2 separate regions of the Homo sapiens genome follow, and region 1 is linked to region 2. Evidence: chromatin loops called from intact Hi-C (ENCODE). Cell type or tissue: heart left ventricle. All regions are shown on one strand. Links, peaks and the distances in the headings refer to the core of each region. The heading gives the core; the rest is flanking DNA.

The links. Hi-C counts contacts between places; a loop is a spot of excess contacts. Peaks named below come from ENCODE experiments on the same cell type or tissue, not always from the same donor. Only the 100,000 strongest peaks of a DNase experiment are listed, where the experiment ranks them.
Region 1: a loop joins it to region 2, with 9 times the contacts of the local background. A loop is called at or near these places in 11 of 110 quality-filtered maps.

What each region holds. Positions count from the first base shown.
Region 1 is chr22:35,463,769-35,472,858 of GRCh38, reverse strand. No RefSeq gene overlaps it. Among named protein-coding and RNA genes, the nearest start is that of MCM5, 68 kb to the right of the region's middle. In heart left ventricle, for the core only: no CTCF peak of the experiment used is centred there; DNase peaks (open chromatin) are centred at 4,918 and 7,503; H3K27ac peaks cover 1,797 bases.
Region 2 is chr22:35,522,153-35,531,242 of GRCh38, reverse strand. No RefSeq gene overlaps it. Among named protein-coding and RNA genes, the nearest start is that of RASD2, 14 kb to the left of the region's middle. In heart left ventricle, for the core only: no CTCF peak of the experiment used is centred there; DNase peaks (open chromatin) are centred at 4,789 and 7,863.

The DNA.
Region 1 (9,090 bases), core at 351-8,350, 58 kb after region 2:
CTGAAGGTGGCGGCACTCCCACTATGCACCAGGTTATTGGCAGGTATTAACTCCTTCAATCACCCCATGAGGTCACTGTTCATGTTTCCATTTTACAAATAAGGAAACAGGTTCAGAGAGGTTAAGTCACTGGCTCAAGGACACCCAGTCGGTATGTGGCTGAGCAAGCATTCCTGTTTCTGCTAAGTCAGCTGCTTGTCCTGTGCTGTGACACTCTGGGTACCAGAAGCTCACCAGGCTCCTGACCCTGCAGCTCTGAGCTGGGGAGCGAGGAGAAGGCTTGAGGCCAAGAGCATGGAGACTGTCCCAGCAGAGGCTAATGCCATGAGCATGAGCCTTACCTCCAGAAATGCCCTTCCTCCCGGTTCTTCTGAGAACCACCTCTGTAACTGCCCATTCATAGAGGAAAGAGCAAAAAACCGAGCACCCACCATTTGTCAGCTCTGTTCTGAGCACAACCTTGATGACCAACATGCATCCCTGCCTTCATGGGGATCACGGTCCAGGGTAGGAGACAAAGAAACTCAGGTCAGGAGTGCATGGAGTGTTATAGAAGAGGGGCATGGGGACTGTGGGAGCCAGAAAAGGAGTTCCTAGGCCAATCCAGAAATCAGGGAAAGCTTCCTGGAGGAAGAAATACATGTACAAATGGCTCCTCAGTGGGCTCGGACCAAGGAAGGTCTGCTTTGTTCCTTGTTATCTACCCAGGACTGAGGACAATGCCTGACAAAAGTGAACTCTCAGGAAAGAATGGCTGAAATGATTTGCTTAATTTGAAGTGATACAGTTTGGCTGTGTCCCCACCCAAATCTCATCTTGAATTGTAACTCCCACAATTCCTACGTTTAGTGGGAGGAACCTGGTGAGAGGTAATTGAATCATGGGGGTGGGTCTTTCCCATGCTGTTCTCCTGATAGTGAGTAAGTCTCACGAGATCTGATGGTTTTAAGAACGGGAGTTCCCCTGCACAAACTCTCTCTTTGCCTACTACCATCCATGTAAGATGTGACTTGCTCCTCCTTGCCTTCTGGCATGATTGTGAGGCGTCCCCAGCCATGTGGAACTGTAAGTCCATTAAACTTCTTTATTTTGTAAATTGCCCAGTCTCAGGTATGTATTTATCAGCAGTGTGAGAACAGACTAATACAGGAAGCTCCATGACAAATGACTGATGCCTTTAAGAATGTCAGGAAAATGTCTGGGATATTCGGGAACTGAGAAGGCAGTGGGGGTGGGGGTGTGTGGGTGAGCTCTGTCTTCAAAACCTGCAGGCACCACCAGCAAGAGAAAACCCACTGGACCTGGGGGACCCCAAGGGGCAAAGCCAGGACTGGTGGGAAGAGGCATATTTGGCTCCATCTCTAAGCAAGAGCATTTCAACAATCCAGCAGTTAGAAAGGCCGGGAGCTGTCTGTGAAGTTCTGAGTCCTCCGTTAGAGGGGTTTGAGCTGAGGCTGGATGGCTATCTATTAAGGATGCTGGAAAAATAAATAGATCAAAGGTCTTGGTGGGAGGCGGAGTCCGCTGAGTTTTCCAGGTCTCGTCTGTGGCTGAGTCTGAGATGTGCCTGCCCAACGGGCGACTCACTTTGTCCCCGCTAGCAGAACTCCCATTCAGGGTAGAACATCATGGCGCCCACTACAGGAGCTGAAAAGGATTGTTCTAAGCCTTTATGACTGTCCTCCTTTGTCAAAGCCTTCCCAGCCTGCTCTGCAACAGCAGCAGTCATGTGACCCAGTTCTGGCCAATGGTGTGTCTGTTGAGCAACTTCTAGAAAAGATCTTGTGTCCTCCCCACACAAGGGAGGCTGTCACCTAACCACTGTGGGGCAGCCCTTTCATCTTCCTTATGGGGATGAGGGTGAGAGTATAGGATGCCTGGCAGCCACCTTGAGACCATGAGGCAACAAACCGTAAGCTGAAAAGCACACACTCAGGACAGCAAAGGAGTGAAGTTTGGGGCAGCAAAGCTTAGCAATTCTGAGATACACCATCTTTTGATATTTGACATCTTTGAAATCAAGATGTATCTTATGATCATCATTAGGTGTTAGGGTGTACTTGGCTATTTTTTTTTAATCAATAGAGACATGGCATAGTTTAGGGATTTGTGCAATACCATGTAAATAATACATAGTGTAACCAAGAGCCCGACCAGACCTTTTCCAACTCAGCATGTGAGACATGGTCTGAGGGAAGGAAGGGAGATGAGCTCAAACATACTGAGCACCTACTATGTGCTCAGGCACTTCACAGGTGCCACCTCTCCCAATGTTCACACGCCCTGCACTTGCCCAGAGTCACTCACCCAGGAAGTGGCAGAAACAGGATGAAACGTAGATTTATTTGACTCTGAAGCTAAGGCTCCCACAGTTTGTTTGTCTCTGTCCTTGGGGCTGTGTCCTCTTCCAGTTCCGCAGCCGAGGGGCTGAGTGCAGGAGTTGTTGCCTCCTCCCCAGGCACCAGTGTCCAGATGGTTTGCAAACTGCTTGCCCCTCCGTCTCTCCTCTTCATCCTGGGGCCATGAGGAGCTGCCACAGGGCTTTTAAGAAGGGACTGACGGCTGGGCACGGTGGGTCACACCTGTAATCCCAGCATTTTGGGAGACCGAGGTGGGTGGATCACGATGTCAGGAGTTCGAGACCAGCCTGGCCAATATGGCGAAACCTCGTCTCTACTGAAAATACAAAAATTAGCTGGGTGTGGTGGCACGTGCCTGTAGTCCCAGCTACTCGGGAGGCTGAGGCAGAAGAATCGCTTGAACCCGGGAGGCGGAGGTTGCAGTGAGCCGAGATCATGCCACTGCACTCCAGCCTGGGCAAGACTCTGTCTCAAAAAAAAAAAAAAAAAAAGGAGAATGACATGGCACTAGTGACTTATTTCTCTGGGTTAAGCATGGCCCTCTCCAGCTCTCTTGCTTAAAAGACAAGGTGCTGATGCAGGGAAGTCTAACAACCCTACCCTCAGGCACAAGCATGTATCTTGTTGGGCTCCTCGAGTAGAGGAAGGATGAGGGACATGTCCCAGGGAAGGCCCCCAGGTCAGCCTCACTGGCTTCTCCAGGAGGTCAAGGGCTGGCAGAGGCCCTGCCCATCCCTCTGCCTTTACACTGACCTCCCCGCTCTGTCTTCTGCTGCTGTCACCCATGCCTTGGGCAGACCACACAGCCAGCCTGGCTACCCTGAGTCCATTCCCCTGACTTCACCTGAACAGCGGACAGCAGGAGTTGAACCTCTGAGCCTTGGATTCAGGACCGTCTGGGTTCAACTTCTGTCTCCCCCAGCTGTAGACAGGTGACCCTGGGGAGTTATTTATTCTCTCTAAACCTCAGTTTGTTTATCTGTAAAATGTGGGTAATGACACTTTACTATACAGACTTCTCGAGAGAATCAAATAAGACAAAAATATAATTGACAGAGCACCATGCTAGAGCAGAAAACTCTATAAACATCACTCTTATTTCTATTGTTGAAATTGTCCAGCAATGGTATCTGTGGAACATAAGGCTCAGAGAGGGGACATGAATTGCCCAGCACCATACAGCCAGTTGATGGCACAGCTGGAATCAGAATGTGAGTTTTTTTTCCCACTTAATAATAATAACAATAAAAATAACATTAATGGGGGCCATGTGCGGTGGCTCATGCCTGTAATCCCAGCACTTTGGGAGGCCAAGGTGGGTGGATCACCTGAGGTCAGGAGTTTGAGACCAGCCTGGCCAACATGGTGAAATCCCATCTCTACTAAAAATACAAAAATTAGCCCAGCATGATGGCGGGTGCCTGTAATCCCAGCTACTCGGGAGGCTGAGTCTGGAGAACTGCTTGAGTCTGAGAGGCAGAGGTTGCAGTGAGCCAAGATTGCGCCACTGCACTCCAGCCTGGGCGACAAAGCCAAACTCTGTCTCAAAAACAAAACAAAACAAATCATGCTGGGCGTGGTGGCTCACGCTTGTAATCCCAGCACTCTGGGAAACTGAGGTGGGTGGAGCATGAGGTCAGGAGATGGAGACCATCCTGGCTAACATGGTGAAACTCCATCTCTACTAAAAATACAAAAAATTAGCCGGGCATGGTGGCAGGCACCTGTAATTCCAGCTACTCGGGAGGCTGAGGCAGGAGAATAGCTTGAACCTGGAAGGCAGAGGTTGCAGTGAGCCAAGATTGTGCCACTGCACTCTAGCCTGGGTGACAAAGTGAGACTGTGTCTCAAAAAAAAAAAAAAAAAAAAAAAACACCACACACACACAAACAAAAACAAAACAACCGAAACAAAATAACATTAATGCCAGCTAACACTTACCAAGGGACATTCTACGTGTTTTAAGTGTGTTTTTTCATTTAATCCTTACGACTCTCTGAGATAGGTATTAGTCTTATTATAGCCATTTCATATATGAGAAAACTGAGGCACACTAAATAATTTTCCCAAAGCCACAGAGCCTCAGTGGTAAGCCCAGGATTTGAACCCAGGGAGTTCTGGCCCCAGAGTCCAGCAAGTGCTTGTTGCACATGCAACCAATTCACTAGTACATTTCCCCTGAAGACGCAAAGATGACTCTGGCAGTGTTCAGGCTCCAGACAGTGGTCTCAGACCAACCTAGCAGAGCTCATCAAAGCACACTGTGATGAGGAGGTGTCTTATCATCTCCTGCCTTCCTCATGAAAAAAAAAAAAAATGGAGTTCGCTGGGCCGTTCCAGGGCCCAGTGTCAGGCAGGACACTGGTTTCCTGAGCCTGGCATTGTGGCCCAGCACCCCAGGGCCATGCCTGGCTCTGCAGTTTCGTTTGGTGCCTACATGGAAGCTGGCCCAGGCCATGGCTCCTGTGAAAGCTGCAGGCCCGGGCATTCCCCGCAGGCAGCTGGAGAGCTGGCTGTCCAAGACAAAGGCAGCCTCTAAAGGTCAGAAGCTGCTCTGGGGCCTGGGATCTTTGCTTCCTGCTCCCAGCACAGCCTGTCCTCAGCCTGCAGGCTCCTCCTCCCAGTGCTCTCAGCCAGAAGGAAGGAGCAGGCAGATGGCACAGCCCCAGCCCTGCCTACAGCCCCCAGACGCGGAGCCCGACCCTGCCCTCCTTCTGCCAGGGGAAGGAAGTCCACTTCTTAAGCCTGGCATCCAGGGATGCTGAGGGGCTGAGATTAGAGAATTTCGGGGGGGTGATGGAACTGCTCCGTGTCTTGATTGTGGCAGTGTTTGCGTGACTTTGTTTTTCAAAACTTGTAAAACTGTGCACTGAAAAGAGGCAAATCACACCTCAAAAAAACCTAAAAGTCATATTTATAAATATAAATAAGCATAAGACTTGAAAAAAAGGAGATGGGGAAACTCTCCAGGACGTTGTTCTGGGCGGATTTCTTGAAAAATACCTCACAAGCACAGGCAACCAAAGCAAAAATGGACAAATGGGATCCCATCAAGTTAAAAAGCTTCTGCACAGCAAAGGAAACAATCAGCAAGGCGAAGAGACAGCCCACAGAAGGGGAGAAAATATTTGCAAACTATACATCTGACAAGGGATTAATAATCGAATAGATAAGGAACTCAAACAACCCTATAGGAAAAATCCTAATAACCCAGTTTTAAAATGGGCAAAAGGCTGGGCACAGTGGCTCACGCCTGTAATCCTAGCACTTTGGGAGGCCAAGGCGGGCAGAACACAAGGGCAGGAGATAGAGGCCACCCTGGCCAACACGGTGAAACCCTGTCTCTCCTAAAAATACAAAAATTAGCTGGGCATGGTGGCGCACGCCTGTAATCCCAGCTACTTGGGAGGCTGAGGCAGGAGAGTCGCTTGAACCAGGGAGTTGGAGGTTGCAGTGAGCCGAGATCGTGCCACTGCACTCCAGCCTGGCGACAGAGGGAGACTCCGTCTCAAAAAAAAAAAAAAAAAAAAAGAATGAAATCCTGTCATTTGCAACAACATGGATGAAACTGGAGGTCATTATGTTAAGTGAAGCAAGCCGGGCACAGAAAGACGAACTTCACATGTTCTCACTTATTTGTGGGAGCTAAAAATTAAAACAATTGAACCATGGAGATAGAGAGTAGAATGATGGTTATACGCTGGGAAGGGTAGTTGGGGGGCAGGGGAAAGTAGGGATGGTTAATGGGTCCAAAAATATAGTAGAAAGAATGAATAAGGCCAGGCATGGTGGCTCACACCTATAATAGCAACACTTTGGGAGGCTGAGGCAGGAGGAATTTGTGAACCCAGGAGTTCAACACCAGCCTGGGAAACATAGTAAGACCCTGTCTCTGTAAAAAATAAACAAAATTAGCCGGACATGGTGGTGCACACCTATAGTCCCAGCTACTTGGGAGGCTGAAGTGGGAGGATTGCTTGGGCCCAGGAGGTCAAGGCTGCAGTGAGCCATGATCACAGCACTGTACTCCAGCCTACGTGACAGAACAAGACCCTGTCTCAGAAAAAAAGGAATGAATAAGATCTAGTATTTGATAGCACAGCAGGGTAATTATAGCCAATAATAATTTAATTGTACATTTCAAAATAACTAACAGTATAATTGGGTTGTTTGTAACACAAAGGATAAATGCTTGAGGTAATGGATATCTCATCTACCCAGTAAATATATACACCTACTATGTACCCATAAAAATTTTTTAATTTTTTTCAATAAATAATTTAAAAAGAAAGAGCGGCCAGATGGATGGCTCATGCCTGTAATCCCAGCACTTTGGGAAGCCGAGGCAGGAGGATCACTTGAGCCCAGAAGTTTGAGACCAGCCTGGGAAACATAGCAAGAACTTGTCCCTATAAAAATAAATATATTTTTAAATTAGCCAGGCATGACTTTGGGAGGCTGAGATGGATGGATCACTTGAGGTTGGGAGTTTGAGACCAGCCTGGCCAACACAGTGAAACCTCATCTCTACAAAAAATACAAAAATTAACCTGGCATGGTGGTGTGCGCCTGTAATCCTCAGCTACTTGGGAGGCTGAGGCAGAAGAATCACTTGAACCCGGGAGGTGGAGGTTGCAGTGAGCTGAGATCGCGCCACTGCACTCCAGCCTGGACATCAGAGCGAGACTCCATCTCAAAAACAAACAAACAAAAAAACTAGCCAGATGTGGTGGCACATGTCTGTAGGCCCAGCTACTGGAATCTGTAGTCCTAGGATCACTTGAGCCCAGGAGTTCAAGGTCGCAGTGAGCTACGATGGTCCCACTGCACTCTACCCTGGGCAACAGAGCAAGACCTTGTCTCAAATAAATAAATAAAAATAAAAGGAGAAAGACCTAACACACTGAGGAGGCCGAGAGGAGCCCTGGCCACCTCGGCACTCATAGGCCCAGAAGGTCAAACACCAGCCCTGGGCTCCTGGCCACAGCCCTGCAGTGCTACTCAGGACCGCAGGGAGGACACTGAACCATAGGAATTTGAACACCTGAAGCCAGTGTTCAAAGAGGCAGCAAGACCAGGCCCCAGAATGCACGGATGCTGGCCCCAGCCACGGCCCCTGTGAAAGCTGCAGGCCCTGGCATTCACCCCAGGCAGCTGGGGAGCAGGCTTCCCAGGACAGCCTGTCCACTGTCGATTGCCTCATCCAACCCAGCCACGCATCCAAATACTCCTAGGACCCAGTCCCTTTGCCCTGCAACCAGACATCCCTCTCATCTGCTTGGGACTCTCCACCTCACTGAGCCTTTGTCATGTGTGAGGTCCCAGCTGGGTTTCTTTTCATCCCAGATAAGAGGAAAGTGGGGTCTAGAAAGGCTGAGTACCTGCCCACAGTCCCCCAGCTGATACAGAAATAAGACCGAGGCCAAGCTCCTGACCGCCATTATCCCATTAATCTTCACATCAACCTTGACGGAAACACTGTGAGTGGTCTTATTTTATAGATGAGAAAAATGACACACAGAGAGGGTAAGTTGCCCAAAGTCACACGGTAGTAAAAGGCAGAGTTGGGACTCAAACCCAGGAGACTGGCTCCAGGATACCACTCTCAGCCACTATCCTCTTATCCCCCTGAAGAGGGCAAGCTGCCACTACCTCATGCCACTGCCTAAAGAGTGTGCTTGGAGACTTTTACTGTCCTTGGTGGTCCACTGTTACCCCAGGCACCATTCTGCTAATAGTTGAGTTGGCAGAGTGGAGTAGTTGAGGCAGTCCGTGGAAGAGTGTGACTCTCCAGTGTAACCCCAGCTACAAGGGCCTCGCTTGGTTTTGCCACAGCTGAGTGAGTTTAGGAAGTTACTTCACAGCCCTGTGCCTCCAGGGGCCACACCTGTTTAAGGGATGCTGGCAGCAGCCCTACCTCTAATTAGTCATAGGTATCCAGGGCACATAACTGCACCTGGTACAGGGCAAACCTCCCCCGCAGAAGTGTTAACCAGTGTTGTCCTCACTGGCATCATCATTACTGTGTGAGGGTGGGAACAAAATACAAAACAATATGGTCTCCCTACTGCCAGAATCCAAAATAATGATCACTCAACTTCCAGGTCTCAGCAATAGCTTCCTGCCACACATGGGGCAGCTGCTCTTGTCTTGTCAACTTGATCCCAACCAAGGGACAGGGCCTCACAGCTAGACCCTGGGCCTTGCCTTCTGCAATGACCATCAAGCATCTTTCTTGGAGCCCCTTCTTTGTCCTCTGTCTGTCCCTCTATTTCCTCTGCTGTTGAAAGGGTTGGGGCAGGAGAGCACTGGAAGATTTCAGACACTGCAGGTAGGGAAGGGGAGATGGTGAGACCAGCACCGAGATCTGGTCCCAGGGTGGACTTCCCCAAAGACAGCCAGACTTGCTGTTCTACCACTTGGTGTGCTAAAATAGAGTCTGTCTTCTTCTTGACCTAGAGCACTATTACAAAAGGCTACCTTCACCGGAGCAGGACACTGTCCTATAGCATTTTGTTTAAAGCAATTATTTAATTGTTGTCTTCCAGATGGATGAGAAGAGGGCCTGTGTTTCTCTTATTCATGGCTGTGCCTTCAGGGCCTGGCACACAGCAAAAGTGAGGATAGATGAATGGATGGATGGATGAGTAAGTAAGTAGATGAATGGGTGGATGAATGGATGGGTGGATGAGCAGATGAATGGATGGATGGATGGCTGGATGGATGAGTG
Region 2 (9,090 bases), core at 433-8,432:
TCTAAAAAAAATTTTTTTTTTAATTAACTGGTTGTGATAGTGTGTACCTGTAGTACTACCTACTCAGAAGGCTGAGGTGGGAGGATCACTTGCACCTAGGAGTTTGAGGCTGCAGTGAGCTATGATTGTATCACTGTACTCCAGCCTGGGCAACAGAGCTGAACCCCATCTCAAAAAAAGAAAAAAAAAGTGGGGGGTGCCTGGAAGCTTCTGCTTTCACTCTCAGAGTCCAGCCACCACCATGTAAGGAAGTTCAGGCTGTCCTGCCAGAGGGAAAGACCATGTGGCAAGAAAGGCCATGTGGAGAAGAACTGACCGCCCTTCTAGAACCTTCTGGCCACCAGCTGAATGCAGCTGCCTGCATGTCCAGCCATGATCACGTGGAGCAGGAGCCTTGCCCAGCTTACCACAGAATCATGGGAAATCATAAAAATATTGTTGTTTTACACCATCAAGTTTTGAAATGCCTGCCTAGTGCAGTGGCTCACGCCTGTAATCCCAGCATTTTGGGAGGCCGAGGTGGGTGGATCACCTGAGGTCAGGAGTTCAGGATTAGCCTGGCCAACATGGTGAAACCCCATCTCTACAAAAAATACAAAAATTAGCCAGGAGTGGTGGCGCATGCCTGTAGTCCCAGCTACTTGGGAGACTGAGGCAGGAGAATTGCTTGAACCTGGGAGGCGGAGGTTGCAGTGAGCCAAGATCATGCCATTACTCTGTAGCCTGGGCCACAGAGCGAGACTCCGTCTCCAAAAAAAAAGAAAAAAAAAACTTTTGGGATGCTTCGTTATATCACAAAAGATTACAGAGATAGATACTTTTGCTTTGTTTCTGTCTTGTAACCTTCAGTTTTGACCAAAACATCTGCGAAAGTACAGGTTCATGAAGTTCCAGGAAAAAACCGGCTTATTCTGGGTGAACCACAGACATCCAGGGAGTCATTTTTTCATCCACTTTTTGTTTTCTATCAAATATGCCTTGTCTCTGCTGTCTCAGCCTCGTTCCACCCCAGTAAGTCCTGTGATCTTTGTTAATCCCACTCCTCCCCCAGGATCCTGGCTCAATTTTGGAGAAAACGTACAAGGCCCATGAGTTTCTGACTCCCTTCCAGCATATTCTTAGCATGTGTCCTAAGCAGGGACTTTACGCCTTCTAGATCTTCCAGAAACTACAAGACACATGAATCATTCTCTTGCTGATATCAACCACCATTCATGACACAATGAAGGTGCAGTTGAGCTAAAAGGTTTACTGCCTGCTCTCTTGCAGGGCATGGGGTGGGAGGACACCTGCCCTGGGAGTCCCCAAGGAACCTGGAGGGCTCTCTGGCCCTCCCTGGGACTGGCACACTCCTGTAATCCTGAATTTGACCACTCCACAGATGTGCCTCCAGTAGAGGCAGAAGCCTGATGAGAGAGCAAGCACTGCCAGGCCTCAGATAGGGCACTCCAGTTCCAAAGACCCTGCTCCCAGTCTCCCAGCTGAGCTTCATTTGCAAACTGTTCCCTGCCTGGCTCAAACTCACACCCCAGCCCCATGAATACCTGCCTCATGGAATGTTTTGATGGATGAATGGATGGGTAGATAAACCTCATGAGTGAATGGTGGGACAACTGAAGAAATAAATGAAAAGGTAAATGAATGAATGGAGATCAAATGAGTGCTACCATTAATGATTTATAAAACTTGCAAGGTCAACAGGCCCTGCCTAGATCCAGATACACTTCAACCACAACTTCTGCCTCTCTGCCGAATGGTGGGGCCATCTCACTCTCTGAGAACCAAAACAAGTCTCCTAGCCACTTTCTCCGCTCCTTCTAAGGCTGCATCAATAAGGATTAGGATTAGTCAACTGCAAGTCACAGAAAACCCCAAATAAAAGTAGATTAAACCAATTTACTTTTCGCTCAGGTAAATTTCTCACTCAGCTAAATGAATTCTGAAGGTGAGATGACTTGTGCTTCACAGGGTCAGAGACCCAGGCTGCTTCTAGCTTTGTGTGCCAGAATTCTGGGGGTGTGGCCTCATCCTCACGGCCCAAGATGGCTGCTTAAGTCCACCCATCACTTCTCAATCCAGTGAGCAGAGGAAAGGGCAGCAGAGGGGACACCCTTTTTCTCTAAGGATACTTCCTGGAAATTGGCCAGAACTGAGTCACATAGCCACACTGGACTGCAAAGGAAGCTGGGAAATGTGGCCTTTACTCTAAGTGACCTCACACCCAGCTAAATTTAGGGTTCTGTTATTAAGGAAATAGAGTAGAATTTATACTAGCGGTCATCCAGTAGGCTCTGCCACACAACAGCTAAAGGAGCCATCTTATTGGGGGCCTACCTCAGCCCACATGCTGACCTGGTGCCCCTTTTTTGTTTTTGTTTGTTTGTTTGTTTTTCATTTGTGTGTGTGTGTGTGTGTGTGTGTGTGTGTTTGAGACAGAGTCTCACTCTGTCACCAGGCTGGAGTGCAGTGGTGCGATCTCAGCTCACTGCAACCTCCACCTCCTGGGTTCAAGTGATTCTCCTACCTTAGCATCCTGAGTAGCTGGGATTACAGGGGCCTGCCACCATGCCCCAATAATTTTTTGTATTTAGTAGAGACAGGTTTCTCCATGTTGGCCAGGCTGGTCTGGAACTCCTGCCCTCAGGTGATCCACCCTTCTAGGCCTCCCAAAGTGCTGGGATTACAGGTGTAAGCCACCATGCCCAGCCCTGGTGACCCATTTTTGTCTGTCTGCTATGAGCATCTTAGAGGCAGGAGATCAACGTAATCATGTGCGTATTCTCAGAATCCAGAGTAGGTTCTGGCACATAATAGGTGCTTATTCATTCAGTAAACAGAAACGTATTTAAGCACCTACTATGTGCTGGGCATGGATCTAGGTGCTGAGAATAGAATGGTGGACAACAGAGACAAAACCCTGCTCTCAAGGAGCTGATGTTCTAGAGGGAAGAGGTAATTAATCAAATAGCTATAAAACAGAATATAATACAGTAAATAGCATATAATAACAATATAAAGTCAGGGAGTGATTGGGTCTATGAAGAAAAATGGTGCAGGCTCAGGTGTGTGAGAGGGTAATGGGGGAGCTGTTGGGGACAGGTGGTCAGGGAGGTGACACTGAAACAGAGCGAAGCAAGGGCTGGGTCAGGTGGGCATGGCAGTAGGAAGAACATCCCAGGCAGAGGAACAGCAAGTGCAGATGCCCCAGAGGGCCTGTGCTTGGCGTGTTCAAGGAAAAGCAACAACACGCCTAAGAATGTGAGCTAGTCATGAAAGAAGTGAAAGAAAGAATGAATGGGCCCGGCACGGTGGCTCACGTCTATAATCCCAGCACTTCGGGAGGCCAAGGCGGGAGGATCACCTGAGGCTGGGAGTTCAAGACCAGCCTGGCCAACATGGAGAAACCCCGTCTCTCCTAAAAATACAAAGTTAGCCGGGCGTGGTGGTGCATGCCTGTAATCTCAGCTACTCGTGAGGCTGAGGCAAGAGAATTGCTTGAACCCGGGAGGTGGAGGTTGCGGTTAGTCGAGATCACACCATTGCACTCCAGTTCTGGGCAACGAGAGTGAAATTCTGTCTATATATATATATATATATATATAAAGAAGGAGAGAGAGAAAGAGGAAGGAAGGAAGGAAGGAAGGAAATATGTCATGGCAGAAACGATTCTGGCTACAAACTGGTAGGTGTGGGTTCAATAGTTCAAGCTCTGTCTTTAATTAACAGCGGGACCTTACTGAGCTTCAGTCTCCTCACCTGCAAAATCAACATAATACAAGCCCCATGCCTCCTGTGTTGTGCAAACCAAATGCAACAAGCACTGGGAATCGGATAAAGCAGAGTGTATTTGTGAACTCTATATTACCATGATTGTTACAAAGCCGTATTCAGACACCTCCTGCTCACAGTCAACCAGGTCACAGTTCCTTCTGACTCGGCTGTAATGACAGGCTGTCTTGGGGGACCCCCCTCACAGTGGAGGCCCCTGCCATCCCCTGCTGCTCCTCCATCCCTCTTTCCTCTGCCCCCCTCCCTCTTCTCCTGCCTTTTTCCAACATTTCCTGGTGCCTTCTGTGGGCCAGGCTTACAGAAGAAGCCGTAGGTCCGGAGACATGACACGAGGTCCCTGGTCTCCAAAACCCTGCGTATTTTGTGACAACAGATTCTGGTACATGCTTTCACAGCGGTCTGTGCAAGGCCCTTGGGGAGCACTGTGGAGGGAACACCCAAATCTGCTGGGAGGAGCAAGACCCAAGGCCAGCAAAGAGTGGGTAGAGCTCTGGGCTAGGAAGGGGTCTGAGTCCTTGTTCCAGCTCTGTCCACCACTCACTGTGTGACTGTAGGCAAGCCCCCAGCAATCTAGGCCTCAATTTCCTCACCTGTCAAAAGAGATGGTGATTCTATGCTCTTGCAACTAACTTATGCTGTGCTTCTGCCATCTCTTAGTGGGCCCAGCACTGCACTACCCGCTACAGGATATGAAAGAGAGAAGTGAAGACTTGGTTCCGTCCATTAAGAGATTCTGCAGTGAAGAAGTGTCAAGCCACAAACTCCGTTCAAAGGAGCAGTGATTGACTGATTCCCTTTTGGTGTCAGTGTTCAGCACAGCTGGGATGCCTTTCAGGGAATCTAAAAAGCCAATGGAGGCTTGGAGCGTTGACTACGGAGGCCTTTTCCAGTGCGGATTCCAGGGGCCTATGAACAGTTCTCGAGCTACCGAAGGTCAGATGCAGTAAGACATCCAGTTCAGAAGTCACAATCACAGGAAATTTAGGGGGCAGCAGCGCACGCAGCTGGGCTGGCTTGCTGGGGGAGATTTTCTGCAGGAGGGGGAGTTGGATGCAGGAAGAATGTTCCAGGCGGGAAAAACTTCCAGCAGTCCCAGGCCAACTCTGCACGTCAGGCAATCTGACTTTGGCCAAGTCACCAAATCCCCCCGCAAAGCCTTGATTTCTCCATCTGTAAAACAGGGCTGCTGAGAGATTGAGAGAGGGTACATAGGCCGGGAAGGTGGCTCACGTCTGTAATCCCAGCACTTTGGGAGGCCGAGGCGGGAAGATCACTTGAGCCCGGGAGTTCAAGATCAGCCTGAGCAGCATAGCGAGATCTCATCTCTACTAAAATTTTAAAAAATTAACCAGGCATGGTGGGGCGTGCCTGTAGTCCCACCTACTTGCAGGGCTGAGGCGGGAGGATCGCTTGAGCCTGGGAAGTTGAGGCTGCAGTGAGCCAAAATTGTGCCACTGCACTCTAGCCTTGGGTGACAGTGGAAGACTCTGTCTCAAATAAATAAATAAATAAATAAATAAATAAATAAATAAATAAAAAGAAAAGAAAAAGAGAGGGCATATAAGGTGTGCTAGAGCACAGTGCTGAGGACACAGCAGGCCCTCAGTCGCTGGCAGTTCCAGTTTTGTTTCCTGAAGGAGCTCACCCACTTCCCTCTGTCATGCACTCCTGGATCTCACCACCTAAGGGCAGAGAAGCCACCTGCTCATGGTCATCTGAACACCAGTCCCAGACTCGATTTCTCTCTCCATCTGGCCTGACAACCCCCCAGAATCACTCCTGGTTTTTCCCTTCCTCGTTTTCCCCTGGGGGCCTTTTAATTTCTTCCTCTGTATCATAAACACAAAACAAGTGTTTAAACATCTGACTCGAAGGCAATCTGGAAAGCAGAGCGACTCTTACATAAAGACCAGGCGAGGCCCACGCTTGCCAGGAGGGCCATCTGGATGCTCGCTCTGCCACCCTCCCGCCCTCCCTCTGCCTGGGAACCGCTGTTATTTCATAATTAAGGACAGTAACGAGGAGCTGGAGGGAGCAGCAGGGATGAAAAGCCTAATGCAGGCTCATCGCCCAGTGGCCCTGCCTTTGGTGGCCGCTGCTGCAATCCAGGGCTGACTCTCCTGCCCCACGACTTCCCTGCTCCTACCTGGGGTCCTGGCAGTGGAACAGGAGCCCCACTGTGGCAGAGGAGCTGGAGAAGAGGGAGGCAGCAAAACCTAGTGGTTACTCCCCCAGGAGCTGGGGACAGTCTGGGTGTGGACCTTTGCACCACCACTCCTACCTGTAACTGTAAGTAAATCACTGAGCCTTGCTGAACCTCAGTTTCCTCATCTGCACAATGGGAATAAAACTGATTTTGTCTTTTTTTTTTTTTTTTTTTGAGATGGAGACTCGCTTTTTCAACCAGGATGGAGTGAAGTGGTGCGATCTCAGCTCACCAACTGGGTTCAAGCAATTCTCCTGCCTCAGCCTCCAGAGTAGCTGGGATTACAGGCGACTGACACCACGCCTGGCTAATTTTTTGTATTTTTAGTAGAGATGGGGTTTCTCCATGTTGGTCAGGCTGATCTCGAACTCCTGACCTCAGATGATCCACCCGCCTCAGCCTCCCAAAGTGCTGGGATTATAGGCGTGAGCCACCGTGCCTGGCCACACTTTGTCGATCTGTTACCTCTGTTTATTGAGATCGTGCCTGCAAAGTGCTTAGCCTAGGACCTGCTCAAAATGAAAACAGAAGACATGGTTATTGGGGAGGGTCCTGGCTATGGCCAGCCTCAGTCTTCATGGCCACACTCCCAAAGAGAGTAGAATACAATAGGGAAACAGCATTAGGTTTTGCTGTACATGGTAAAAATTAAAACTTTGCCTAATATCAATATTAGGTAACTAATCTTTACACTAATCAGCTACTGTGTTCCTAGCTTACTATTCAATCTTGTTTTTTGGGGGTTTTTTTGTTTTTGTTTTTGTTTTTTGAGACAGAGTCTCGCTTTGTTGCCCAGACTGGAGTGCAGTGGCGTGACCTCAGCTCACTGAAACCTCCACCTCCCGGGTTCAAGCTATTCTCCTGCCTCAGCCCCCTAAGTAGCTGGGACTACAGGCGTGCACCACCATGCCTGGCTAATTTTTGTATTTTTAGTAGAGATGGGGTTTCACCGTGTAGGTCAGGCTGATCTCGAACTTCTGACCTTGTGATCTGCCTGCCTCAGCCTCCCAAAGTGCTGGGATTACAGGCGTGAGCCACCGCACCAGCCTTATTCAATCTTTAGCCAAATAAAAATAAATTTTTAAACAAAATTATCATTTAAACAGTGGTGTTAAAAACTGCAAGGCTGGCCTGGAGAAACATGTCATACCGCTAAGCTCGGTGAAGGCGAGACCTCTGTCTCCTCCAGCTGTGCTGTGAGCATGGGGTCAAGGAGATTTGACGCCTCCTTGCTCAGTCTTTAATGCCGGTGACACTTCTTTTTTCACTTCTTGGGGACATCTAATACCCGCCCTCTCCTCCTCTCAGGATCCTGGTGAGACCGATGCAGAAAATGAAGATGTGAGCAGCATCTGGAGAAGTACGACATGTTATGCAAATGCAAGCTGTTTTTAATCCGTGATGATTTATATTACTCAGACAGTGTTAACATAATCCTAGCTTGGAGGTATCAAAACGGCCCACATCTAGTTTGTAAACACATCACGTGCACGTGTGTGCACACACAATCCACACAAAGGGAGCCTGCCAGGTGCTGGTAGCAGTGAGTTCTGCCTGGGGTTATTAGGAGAAGGCTTCACAGGATACTGAATCTCGTGGTGAGCCTAGGAGGAGAAATCTTGCAGGGAACAGTCCTGGCACTGGGACTCAGGGCCCCAAGGACGTTTCTGGCTCCCTCTTGCCACCAGGTGAGCTGGCCACATCCGCTGTGAGTCTGGGGCTCTGGCCAGGACTGCTTCCTCCCCCTACCCAGGCTAAGGGTGGGAGAGGCTGCTGCCTCTGGACTGGCCTCTGTCCCCCACCCCCCATTCCCCGGGTGTAGGAAGAGACAGGTGTGTGCACCCAGAACGAATCCTGGAGAACCACCAAGGCCGGCGCTGGCCCCAGGGTGCAGGTGTCTGACGCTGCTGAATAAATCATGATGGTGCCCAGTGAAACTTCTCCCCACCCAGAGGAGCTTTCTCTGCCTTCCAGATGCTATCTCCCCGCAGAAAGCCAGGTGGCATGTACGTGACCCTTCTTCAGCAGATGGCGAGCAGGGGTGAGCTTTCCACCTGGTCAGGCTAACATTTCCTAAGCTGGAACGAGCCTTTTCAGGGATCCACGCGAACCCCCGGCAAACTGTTCCCAGCACGGCACTCTGCACCCACCATCCTCGCTGCCTGCTTACCTGCCTGTGTCCTCCCTCAGACCCAAAGCTTCAGAAGGCCAGGAAGTGCCCCCTTGTCCACCAGTGTCTGTGTCCATCTTCTTTGTATTTCCAGGGCCTAGAACAGAGTAAAAGCTGGATCCAGAAAGAAAGAGAGGGGGACAGAGAGAGAGAGAGAGAGCGAGGGAGAGGGAGAGGGAGAGAGGAGGAGAGAGAGGAAAGAGAGGGAGAGAAAGAGGAAGAAAGGGAAAGAAAGAGAAAGAAAAGAGGAAGGAAGGAAGGAAGGAATGAGAATGAAGGAAGGAGAGGGAGAGAAAGAAGAAGGAAGGAAAGAAAGAGAAAGAAGGAAGGAAGGAAAAAAGAAAGAGGAAGGAAGGAAGGAAGGAGAAAGAAGGAAGGAAGGAGAGGGAGAGAAAGAAGGAAGGAAGGAAAGAAAGAGAAAGAAGGAAAGAAAAAAGAAAGAGAGGAAGAAGGAAGGAAAGAAAGAGAGAAAGGAAGAAGAAAGAAAAAGAGAGAGGGGATATATTATTTTCCATGATGACAGCCGAATATCTCCAGACCCCTCCACTTCATCGAATCTCTCTTTAAGAAACCCTCAAGCCAGTGAATCTTCCTATTATTATCTCCCGTTATATCAAGATTCCTGTCTAAAATGCCTTGGGAGCAGTTTTACTCGATTCCAGAAAAGATGAATAGCCTGCTTCCTGACATAGATGAGTAAATAACTCTAGATTCTCTATTTTTGCCCTGGTTTCTTACGTTGATACAGCAATCAAGCTGACGTGGCATTGCCTTGATCTAGTAATCCCTTTTATAAAATGACCTTTAGAATGTAACATATTTCCAAGCAAAGAGTCAGTGAAATAAGGTAATTTACTCTGGGTAGCATATCTTCCAATATTCTTGGGCCAAAAGTAACCAAATATGAGAGGGCCAGATAAAGAGG